Linked DNA regions of Homo sapiens: region 1 is linked to region 2. A link is a contact called in ENCODE Hi-C data. All regions are on one chromosome and are shown on one strand. Each heading gives the region's core, a stretch centred on a gene start or an enhancer-like site at or near the end of the contact. The rest is flanking DNA. Distances are from core to core; before and after follow the strand shown. Region 1 overlaps RORA (RAR related orphan receptor A). Region 2 overlaps RORA (RAR related orphan receptor A).

Region 1 (5,115 bases), core at 2,190-4,689, 530 kb before region 2:
GACCAGTCTGGGCAACATAGTGAAACCCTGTCTCTACTAAAAATACAAAAATTAGCCAGACGTGGTGGTGTGCACCTGTAGTCCCAGCTATTCAGGAAGCTGAGGTGGGAGGATTGATTGAGCTCAGGAGGTGGAAGCTACACGGAGCCGTGATCTCACCCCTGCACTCCAGCCTGGGCAACAGAGTGAGACGCTGCCTCACTGCTCCCCCACCAAAAAAAAAAAAAACAAAAAACAAAAAACAAAAAAAAACTGTTTTAAATGCATGATGAAAGTTAAAGGGAGAGTCAACCATTGTTTGATTAGTACAGCCCAAAGAATTTGGCCATTTACAAACAGTGCCTTGTCTCGTAGTGTCATTTACCTATATTATTCATATACCACCAGCACCTCAAAAGTAATTAGAGTATCTAAAATAATATACTAGTGATAGGAAATAAATGTAAAAATCCTCATTGAAGGGACCTTATTAGATGCTAATTATTGCTTGGAGCCTAAATCAAAAGGCCTGATGTTTCTTGTGCCTCAGTGAGGATGAGAAATCCAGGGGCTTTGGGTTCCAATCCTGTTGCTATGCCCCTAGCCCTACTGTCTTAATTATTCCTGCTGTCCTCTGATTTCCTCCTCTCTAAGGGAAGTCACAGTATCATTTGAGACATTTAAGAAGAAGAGTATAGCTGTGCTAACTAATGAAGATTAATTCTGTTGCATCTATGGGAGAACATTTTTTTTTTTTTTCAGAAAATGAAAGTTCTTTTCAAATGTTTAGTTTCCCATCTTATTCTTTCTGTTCCTCACATTACCATACGTTTCCTCTTGTGTTCAGGAAAAACTACATACATGTAAAAGCAACAATTAAGTATGAAGATGCTGGCCAAAGTGATCCTTAAACATTTCCATTTATTCGTCATCATCCTTTAATTTTATTTTCCTTCATGCTCAATCCAAGTGGATTTGCTTGAAACAAACTACAGTTTTCCAAGTCACACCTACCACCCAGCAGCTTTGGGATAAAAATGTAATGTAGTCTATTTTACTTTGAAAGGATTCCTTTATTTACTTTGAAAGGATTCCTTTTTCAAGAAATAGCTTTGGAGAAAACAAACAAAGAAAATAACCAAAATAAACTGTCCCTAACTCCTTTTCCTTGAGTATTGAATTTTCTGAAGGAAACCCTCCCTGAAGAATGTTTATATATATATATATCATGAAGTCTAAACACTCTTCATGCTGTGTAGATTCTTAACGGAGCACATTTGTTTGAACCTATGCCCAACGTTAACACTACTTGATATCTGGCTACAAAAATACCCATCAGCTGTGTCGTCTCCCTGTAGCCCCTTGAAAAGGGAGAAGCAAGAATTTGTTTTCTTGAGGCATTCTCAAAGACCGCATACCCAGGCTTTGTTGCTGGGATTCTACCTCTTTCTCCTGGTCTTTGCTCTTCCCTGGACACCAGATCCAGATCCAGATCCAGGTCCAGGAGGGACCAGGAAATCAGGAGGGTCATCCTGGCATCTGCCCATTTGTAGCTGATCAGAGCCTTCATGGCAGCCATGGAAATCATCGTGAAACTGTATTCACAACCCCGTGCCTTCTCGCTGAGCTTTCTCTGCTGCCCAAGGGGTTACCTGTGTGAGGCCTAATTACATCTGGACAGGCAGGCGGCAGAGACAACCCAGGGCCTTTGTCCTTTTTGTCAGTGTGAGTCAGTAGGCTACCATGGAGTCTCCCGGGAAGGGGGTGGGTGTTGGGGGGCAAAAGCCTGATTTTTGTGTTCAAAAAAAAAAATGTTTTTGCAGCTGACAGCTGTATGCAAACAGTAACAGTACATTACAATGAACACCTTAAAATATGAGGAATCAAGACTGTTGACTTTGGGTGAAAAGCGAGTGATTCAGGACCAAGTGATTGAGTAGCTCCGATCAGGTCTGGTTTTATCTCTTCCTGATAACACAGCATTGGTTGTTACAGGGACAAAAGCAGGAGTGATGTATTTGGCTAAATCTTTAATCAATAAAATAGATTAAGGATCATGAATATGGAGTTTTCTTTTCCCCTTAGGATACTTTACTTATACTGTGCTACAATTTAGTCCCAAAGCACTTTCAGTGAATTAGGAAAAGCTGTCACTTCCTTAATCTTGTACCGGCGAACAGCTAGGTCAGCGAGGTACAGGCTGGACACTTTTGTGCAGGGTACATCCAAGCCAACTGTACGTGGCATGCTGCTGAAGTTTTCATCTTCGCGTCTTTCTTCCCTGTTGGTCTCTTTGTACCTCTTTTCTGCTTTTGTCTTATTGATGAACTGTATAATACCAATCAAGAGTGCATGGAAATATACTATTACTTACAGTAGAAACAGTCAGTGAGGGAACCAACTACTCAGTCTCAAAATGCGCTCTCAGAATATCTGGAATGTTTCCCACAGAATTGGTGATGTGTAGAAACAGGCTGTCTTTGATCTGGTAAAGCAAATCCATTTTCAGAAGCTACAATCTGATAAATATCATTCATCCTCCATTTCTCTCCTGGAGTGATGTTTTCCTTTCTTACGGAAAACACATAGCCATAGCTTACTTGTATCAGCATCGTACGATACTAGAACCACTACGCGAAAGCAGTGTCAGTGGCACCACTGGAGTTAACTGTAATTCAAAGGAGCAAAAGCATTACGTATGAGGCTTTCCCATCCTGACTTCTAGAATTCTAGCTTTCCAGTGGACCTCTTGCAAGGAATCTGAAATAGAGAAAGAAACAAAAATATGTAGTATAATTTCACCAGAGTTTTTCCTCAACCTTAATAAGGCTTAAAAGGCCTTTCCCTCCACTGCTGTGTTTGGGAGTGGAGGAGAGTTCCTATTAAATGAAAACACTGATCATTCTCTGTGTGCATAAGCTGCACCCACATAACACTAATGGTTAGCACCTTTAACTCTTGCACTCTGGGATGTAGGACAGATCCTCACCAGGCATCCTCTGTCTTTTCTGTTTCTGACTGCAGACGATAGCATTTCTATTTAGTTTAGAAAGCAGCAGGTGCTGTGTGCATAAGACTTCCAGGCTGCACAAGAAAGCAAGCAGGTTATTGCAGCCACAATAGGATGTAAGAGGAGGTGCACCCTCCCTTTCTGCTGAAAGGCAGAAATGGAGGAGGGGAAGTGTCTGTTGTATGTTCCTTGGTAATTCGTGCTGCAGAGTTGGACTGCTCCCTCTTAGCTTGAAGACACTCATGTCCCCTGAGGCTCACGGGAATGGTCAGTGAGGCCACAAGAAATGTTTTGAAGCCCAGGCGGAGACTTCAGATTCCTTTGCATGTAGAAGTGTTGGCCAAAAATAGCAAATACCAGTCCTTTCCGAAGCCTCTCCCACTCTCTGGGATGCAGACAGTACAGGCAAGCATCACTAGGTGGCACAGCTGTCCTGGTGTCTTACTCTCATGGAGCCACACTTAAAACTGCTGTGGGATGCTTTGATGAAATACCCGATAGGATTCCTGTCCAGAAGGTGCCAATACAGAGCATTCAGGTCAAGTGGAGGATTCTTTTCGCAGGGGATCACTGGATTGACTCTAGGAGAAAGAGAAGCTATGCATGCCGCAAACACCTGCACACCACCATTCATCCTGCCCAGGCTGCTGCTGAGTGGAGCTCAGGCTTGCAAGTTTGTGGATCAGTGTGCCCCACAAAGCGTGCTTATCTCTGCCTCACCCCCTAGGGGGAGTGGGGATAGGGGTAGTGGAAAGTAGGTAGCCAGCCCCTACTTTCTGCTGTTCCCACTCCAAAATGTACATATTTGTCAAAACCTTCCAGATTCCTTCTGAGTGGAGGATGTGGCAGTATCACCTTCTGTCTACCCTGAGTGCCTCACTCCCCTCTTCCTTCTGCCATCCTTCCACACCCTGCTCAGATGCAGCCTTCTGAAGATCAGTCCAGCCCACGATACCCTCCCTGCCACCTGAGGTGCCATAGCATTACGTTGTGTGGTTGTTGAGTCAGCAAACATGGGCTGTGTGTCAGAGCCTAGAGAGCACTACCCTCTCCACTACTTCTGTCACCTCTGGGGAAATGCAGAGGATATATGCTGCCCCTAAGCAGCAGCCACTATAACGTGGTGGTTAGCTGACCAACAGACTTGTTTTGGCTCTTGTTCACCACCTACTAGGTATGTGCTTTATTTTAATAAGTTAGTCAACCTAAGACTTGGTTTCCTCACCCATAAACTGGGATAATAATAGTACCTATTCATTATGATAAGAATTAAAGAGCAATCCTTCATGGAAAGCAACTGGGATGGTGCCTGGCACATAGTAAGTGCTCAATAAAGCAGGTCTTACTCTTATCGCAGGAGAAGGTATCACAGCCAAGACCAACCCCTGACTCTTGTGACTCTGCGCCCTGTGTATGTTTTACTCTTACACATGCTTGCATTCTTTCTACTATGCCATATTGCCTCCTCTTAGTGTTTAGAACATCTCTTGCCCCCCAGTTGTTTGTGCCTTGAGTTCTCTTTTTCACAAACTAGCTTGGGAGCTCCCTGAAGACAGAGACCATATAGAATTACACAGTGTCCTTCTACTTTATTGTCACGATGCTTTAAGAGAGTTATTGACTGTAATTATTAAATTCTAACCATGGAAAACTTCTCAATGTTGACTTTAAAAATTGTTTGAAATTTTTTAGAATTATTGATATCATGAGTGAAGTAGGTTCCCAAACTATATTTCAGAGGACAAAGTTTGTACACGTTTTCCGTAAAGGGCCAAAGAGTAAATATTTTAGACTTTGTGAGCCACGGGTGCGTGTCTCATGACTCATCGCTGCGGCTGCAGTGTGAAAGCAGCCATGGACGGCATGTACACAAATGAGGTTGGCTGTGGGCAGTGAAAATTTACGAAAACAAGCAGTGGCCAGATCAGACCACATGGGCAGTAGTTTTCTGACCCCTGCTCTAGGAGGTGATAAAAAGTGTTCAGGGAAATGGGTTCTGTGGTCATATCAAACGTGTTGGCTATATATTGATTTGAGTCATCTCACTGCACAGCACTCATTACCATATTAAAAGCCTCTGAGAAGTCCTGCAGTTAAGAAGTACTTGGGCCGAGTGCCGTGGCTCA
Region 2 (4,820 bases), core at 748-3,247:
TTTTTAGTAGAGACAGGGTTTCACCATGTTGGTCAGGCTGGTCTCGAACTCCTGACCTCGTGATCTGCCCACCTCGGCCTCCCAAAGCGCTGGGATTACAGGTGTGAGCCACCACACCTGGTCTTTTTTTTTTTTTTTTTTTAAGACACAGGGTCTCACTCTGTTGTCCAGGCTGGAATGCAGTGGTACAATCATAGCTCACTGCACCCTCAAACTCCTGGCTCCAACAATCTTCCCACCTCACCTTCCCAAGTAGCTGGGACTACAAGCACATGCCACTACACCTGGCTAATTGTTTTATTTCCTGTAGAGACAGGGTCTATGTTGCCCAGGCTGGTCTCGAACACCTGGCCTCAAGTGATCCTCCTGCCTCAGCCTCTCAAAGTATTGGGATTACAGGCATGAGCCACTGCATTGGGCCATCACCTTCCTGCCTCAGCCTCTCAAAGTATTGGGATTACAGGCATGAGCCACTGCATTGGGCCATCACTTTTTAAATCTAGACAATAAAGCAAAATAATAAATCAAACCCTGATCTGTAACATTTGCCAATTTCTGTGGTGTAAATAATCCCACCAATGGCCATTTTCAAGCCACCCGACCCGCTCTTTCACAGAATACAGAGTAGGGAAGGGATGCACAGCATGGTATAGTATTTCCACCTTCAGATATAAGGATAATTGATGTAGACAACCTGAAGAACATTGATAACAGTAAAATAATCATTAAAAAGTAGTTAATTTTTTATGTCAGGAATGCATCAGTTAATGTGTAATAACAGATTTAATAACTAGCCTTAATAACAAAATTCCTGACATTTTAGCACTCAGCTCTTGCAACCTGGTATGAGCCTTCTCCTAAACACCATGGCCTCTGTCCCAGTTTGCCAAGCGCCCATCTAATGGGATCAGTGAAAAATTCATAGTATACAGTCATTTTTTTTAAAGAAAAAGTATTAGGGAATAGAATTTCCAGAGAAGGTAAGACACGTATCAGAAATAAAAGCACAAGGCGTTTTGAAAAGCTAGGTGAAATAAGGGAGGAACACTGGAGAGATGTCTTTGAGACAGTAGGAATTGAAACAAAAGGTGGATATGTAGGGACTCTGTGTCAGGAAATCGAGAATGTGTGACATTGTTTTGTTTGTCCCACAATGAAGAAGATACATATAAGTAAGAGGGCACTGGACTTAAAATCAGGACAAGAGATTGAGTCCCAGCCATGGGACCTTGGACAAGTCATTTAACATTCTAAACTTCATTTTTGTTTTTGGCAAATCAGAAAACTCGAATCAATCTCTGGTTCTTAACAAAAGGAAGTCAAAGTCTTCGGGGAGCTTTTAAAAAATATTTACTATAAAAATGACAATTGTGGCCAGGTACGGTGGCTCACGCCTGTAAATCCGAGCACTTTGGGAGGCCGAGGCAGGCGAATCACGGGGTCAAGAGATCTAGACCATGCTAGCCAACATGGTGAAACCCTGTCTCTACTAAAAATACAAAAATTAGCTCGGTGTGGTGGTGCACGCCTGTAGTCCCAGCTACTCGGGAGGCTGAGGCAGGAGAATCACTTGAACCCAGGAGGCAGAGGTTGCAGTGACCCGAGGTAATGCCACTGCACTCCAGCCTGGTGACGGACCAAGACTCCGTCTCAAAAAAAAAAAAATGACAATTTTTTTCTTTTTTGACTTATAAAAATGGGAATTTCTCATTGTTCAAACTACTATGTATGCCTGGACGACATCGCCAAAAGTTTCTGGTTTGATATATAGTTCTGGTTTGATATATCTAAGGTGTATCTTTTAAAAGCTCTGTGGGTGTTTCTGATGCATCACCTATATGTCAACTGCTGTACCTGATAATCTCTCAAAGTCTTTCAGCACCAAAGGCCTGTTTGTTTTATTCTAATTTTCTATTTGCAATAGCTGCATGGTAATCTGCTGCCACTAGGTGGTGGTAGTGCGCCACAGTCACACTAAACGTATACTACCTGAAATGTATCATGGTGGCTCTCTGGCTCAAGCTCACCATGTTTGTAAATGAACATCTCCATGTATTTTAACATCCATAAAAAGTGAACTTTTATGACAGCCAAGTAATTTGTTAGCTTATCTTTTAGAAATAACAAAATTGCCAAATTATGTACTTGATACCTTTCCCAGCTCACAACTTCAGCACTTTTTTTTTACGCCTCCTCAGTTCCACCCAAAACTCCATGCCCTAGTTTTGTGCTTCCCCTGCTCTCTGTATGACCTCCAATCCCTGGAATTCATCTCTCAGCTCACTCACTTCCTAATCCTTTTGCAGGATTTCTCCCCAATCAGACAAAATCTATCTCTGTACTTAGAAACACACTACTTCTACCTTGAGGTAGGAAGGTACCTACCACACTTTCTACTTTTCTTCTTCCTCTTTCTAATCCTTCTTCCTCTTATGTGTTATTTAACTCTTAGTATCTTATCTGTTTAATTTTCCAAACCCTTAATCCTCTGAGAACCCCGCCCCCCAAGGAATACTGAAAAGAAGAGGTTTTTAAAAAGAAAAAGAAGCAACCCAAACCCTCATTCTTCCTGAAATGCAAAGTTCAGTATTCGTCTGAGTCATGGAGGTTTACTCACCCTGTTTCTCCCTTCTCAGCTCTCACCTTATAACCCCACTTCACCTCTCGCATCTGATATTTGATAGTTCTCCTTGTGGGTATGACTCTGTTGACTTAATCCAAAAGAAAGATCGCCTTTCTGGTTCTTAGCTATGCCACTCCCAGAACTTTTCAGCAGGCATTTGTTCAGCTGACTTAGTTGAGGTATAAATGATGCTGTAGAGAATAAGGTGTGTCTGCTTGCGTGCCTGCTTTCCCCAAATCCTCAAAACTGAGACTTCCAAATAAGGGTAATCCTCTTCCAAGCAGATAGTGTGGAAGCTGGACATTGGTTCGAGCCACAGTGCCACTGCTCAAAGAACATACGGAATGCTTCATGAGTTTGCCTTGCAACTTATGGCATAATTACACAGACATCTTTAATGATAGTTATTCTGTGCCCTTGCAGTAAGTTTCATTGTTTGTTTGTTTGTTTGTTTGTTTGTTTAAATGAGCTAGAGTGATTTAGAAATAAGGTGAAGCAAATGGGGCAGAATACTTCTGGTCAGAAATGAGGAAAAATGATGGACTCATGAGACTGATTTTCTTATGTGACTCCTAATCCAGATCAGGAGGCAACTCCAGAGAGAGATTTTTGTAAAATGTCTGGGCGGTAGGAAGCTGGGTCAGCTAAAGGTGCTAAAGTGAGGGAAAACACTAATTTCAGAGTAGATTGCTCTTGCTACTTTATTCTGCATAACTTGTTTTTTACACTGCCTAATTTAATGGTTGCCCCATATGAGAACAACTAAGGAGGAATTCTTTTGACACACAAGAGAAGCAGAAAAACAAAACAAGATGACAGTGTAAGTTCTGGAGTTAAACTATGTGAAGTCATATCCTGGCTTTACCCCATGCTACAGCGAGGACTCTGAGCAAGTCACTACACCTCTCTAAGCCTCTGTTTTTTCAGCCTTAAAACCAGGGGAATGATAGGATTTGCCCAATATTGCCCTTGTCACAAGTGAATGACACAATCCACATAAAGCATAGAGTGCCTAGTATGAAGTCAGTGCTGTTTTAATGGTATTTGGGATTTGTTTTAATCAGGTACCATAAGACACACAGATCTGGAAATGACTGTCATGAAGGAAGAAGTTTGTTACACAGTAGTCCCCCCTTAGCCTCATGGGGATGCCTGAAACTGCGAACCTTTTAGATACTGTTTTCTCCCATACATCCAGACCTGTGATAAAGTTGAACTTATAAATTAGGCACAATGAGAGATTAACAACAATAATAATAATACAGAACAATTATTAAAATATACTGTAATAAAAGTTATGTGAATGTGGTCTCTCTTTGCTTCCCTTCTCTCTCTCAAAATATCTTAATATTCTTTTACTGCAGTTGACGCAAGTAACTGAAACGAGGAAAGCAAAACGACGATTAAGGAGGGAGTGCTGGACTCACAAATCCCTAGAGACAGGGCCCATGCCACACCATACAGGGGACACATGGGGAAGCGCCAGGGTCAGTGAAGGGGAGAGGGATGTGGGGAAACACTGCCAAGAGCCTCCATGGTGTTTTCCACAGGAAGGAAGGTGCAGCAGGATGAGCAGGATTAGGATAAGTAGCTAGTCTGAATCATTACAGACGGCGCTAGGAGGTAGGGGCTGTCCCTAATTGTCTTGTACCTAGCCCTAGGGTGACCAGGGCAGGGGAATCATGGCGAGAAGCGTAAGGGCCTGATGAAGAAGGTGTGCTGGGTGTGGGCTCTAGCCCACTTGGTTTTGTGTGAGAGGTGGCTGACAGCAGGTTGTTTGCTGTATGTAGGAGTTATCCAGCCCTGCAAGGGCAGTCCCTCCAGTGTCTGCAAAGCCCGAAGATGTCTGCATCCAAAATACAGAATAAAAAGATATGGTTACTACAAGTACTCAGTAAGACTGATAATCTGTCATCATCATCCTCATGCCCTTAAAGCAGAGCTAACTGATGATTAATATATGCTTCTATGTTAACAGTCTTGGACTTTATTAATGGTGGGTGGAAGTTAACTTAATGTATGTATGCAAACTAAAAAGTGGCATCCTTTTCATTAATGACCCAACCATTATTCAAGAGCTATGTCTAGTTAGGGACTTCAGACTTTTGAAAGAAATGAAGAAATAATGCCAGATACATGGGCTCGCACTTGGAATCCCAGCTACTTGGGGGACCGAGGTGGGAGGACCGCTTGAGCC

What was found. Hi-C counts contacts between places; a loop is a spot of excess contacts on that map. Pooled maps may share reads with other maps.
Region 1: a loop to region 2 is called in a map of Caco-2, with 3 times the contacts of the local background. The contact joins two enhancer-like sites. A Hi-C loop is called at or near these places in 4 of 168 maps with a recorded cell type or tissue (Caco-2, Right ventricle myocardium superior, chondrocyte and 1 more) and 4 of 50 pooled maps.

The regions. Positions count from the first base shown.
Region 1 is chr15:61,049,940-61,055,054 of GRCh38, reverse strand. All of the region lies in intron 1 of RORA (RAR related orphan receptor A), which reads left to right. The region is part of intron 1 of LOC107984805 (a long non-coding RNA gene); the gene reads left to right. Among named protein-coding and RNA genes, the nearest start is that of RORA, 180 kb to the left of the region's middle. RefSeq lists a silencer at 4,932-5,091. Within about 2 kb of position 3,439, at least 2 of the 41 ENCODE cell types and tissues checked have a DNase peak (open chromatin) inside an H3K27ac peak, as active enhancers do.
Region 2 is chr15:60,518,093-60,522,912 of GRCh38, reverse strand. The region is part of intron 3 of RORA (RAR related orphan receptor A); the gene reads left to right. The region is part of intron 3 of RORA-AS1 (RORA antisense RNA 1); the gene reads right to left. Among named protein-coding and RNA genes, the nearest start is that of RORA-AS1, 41 kb to the right of the region's middle. Within about 2 kb of position 1,997, at least 5 of the 41 ENCODE cell types and tissues checked have a DNase peak (open chromatin) inside an H3K27ac peak, as active enhancers do.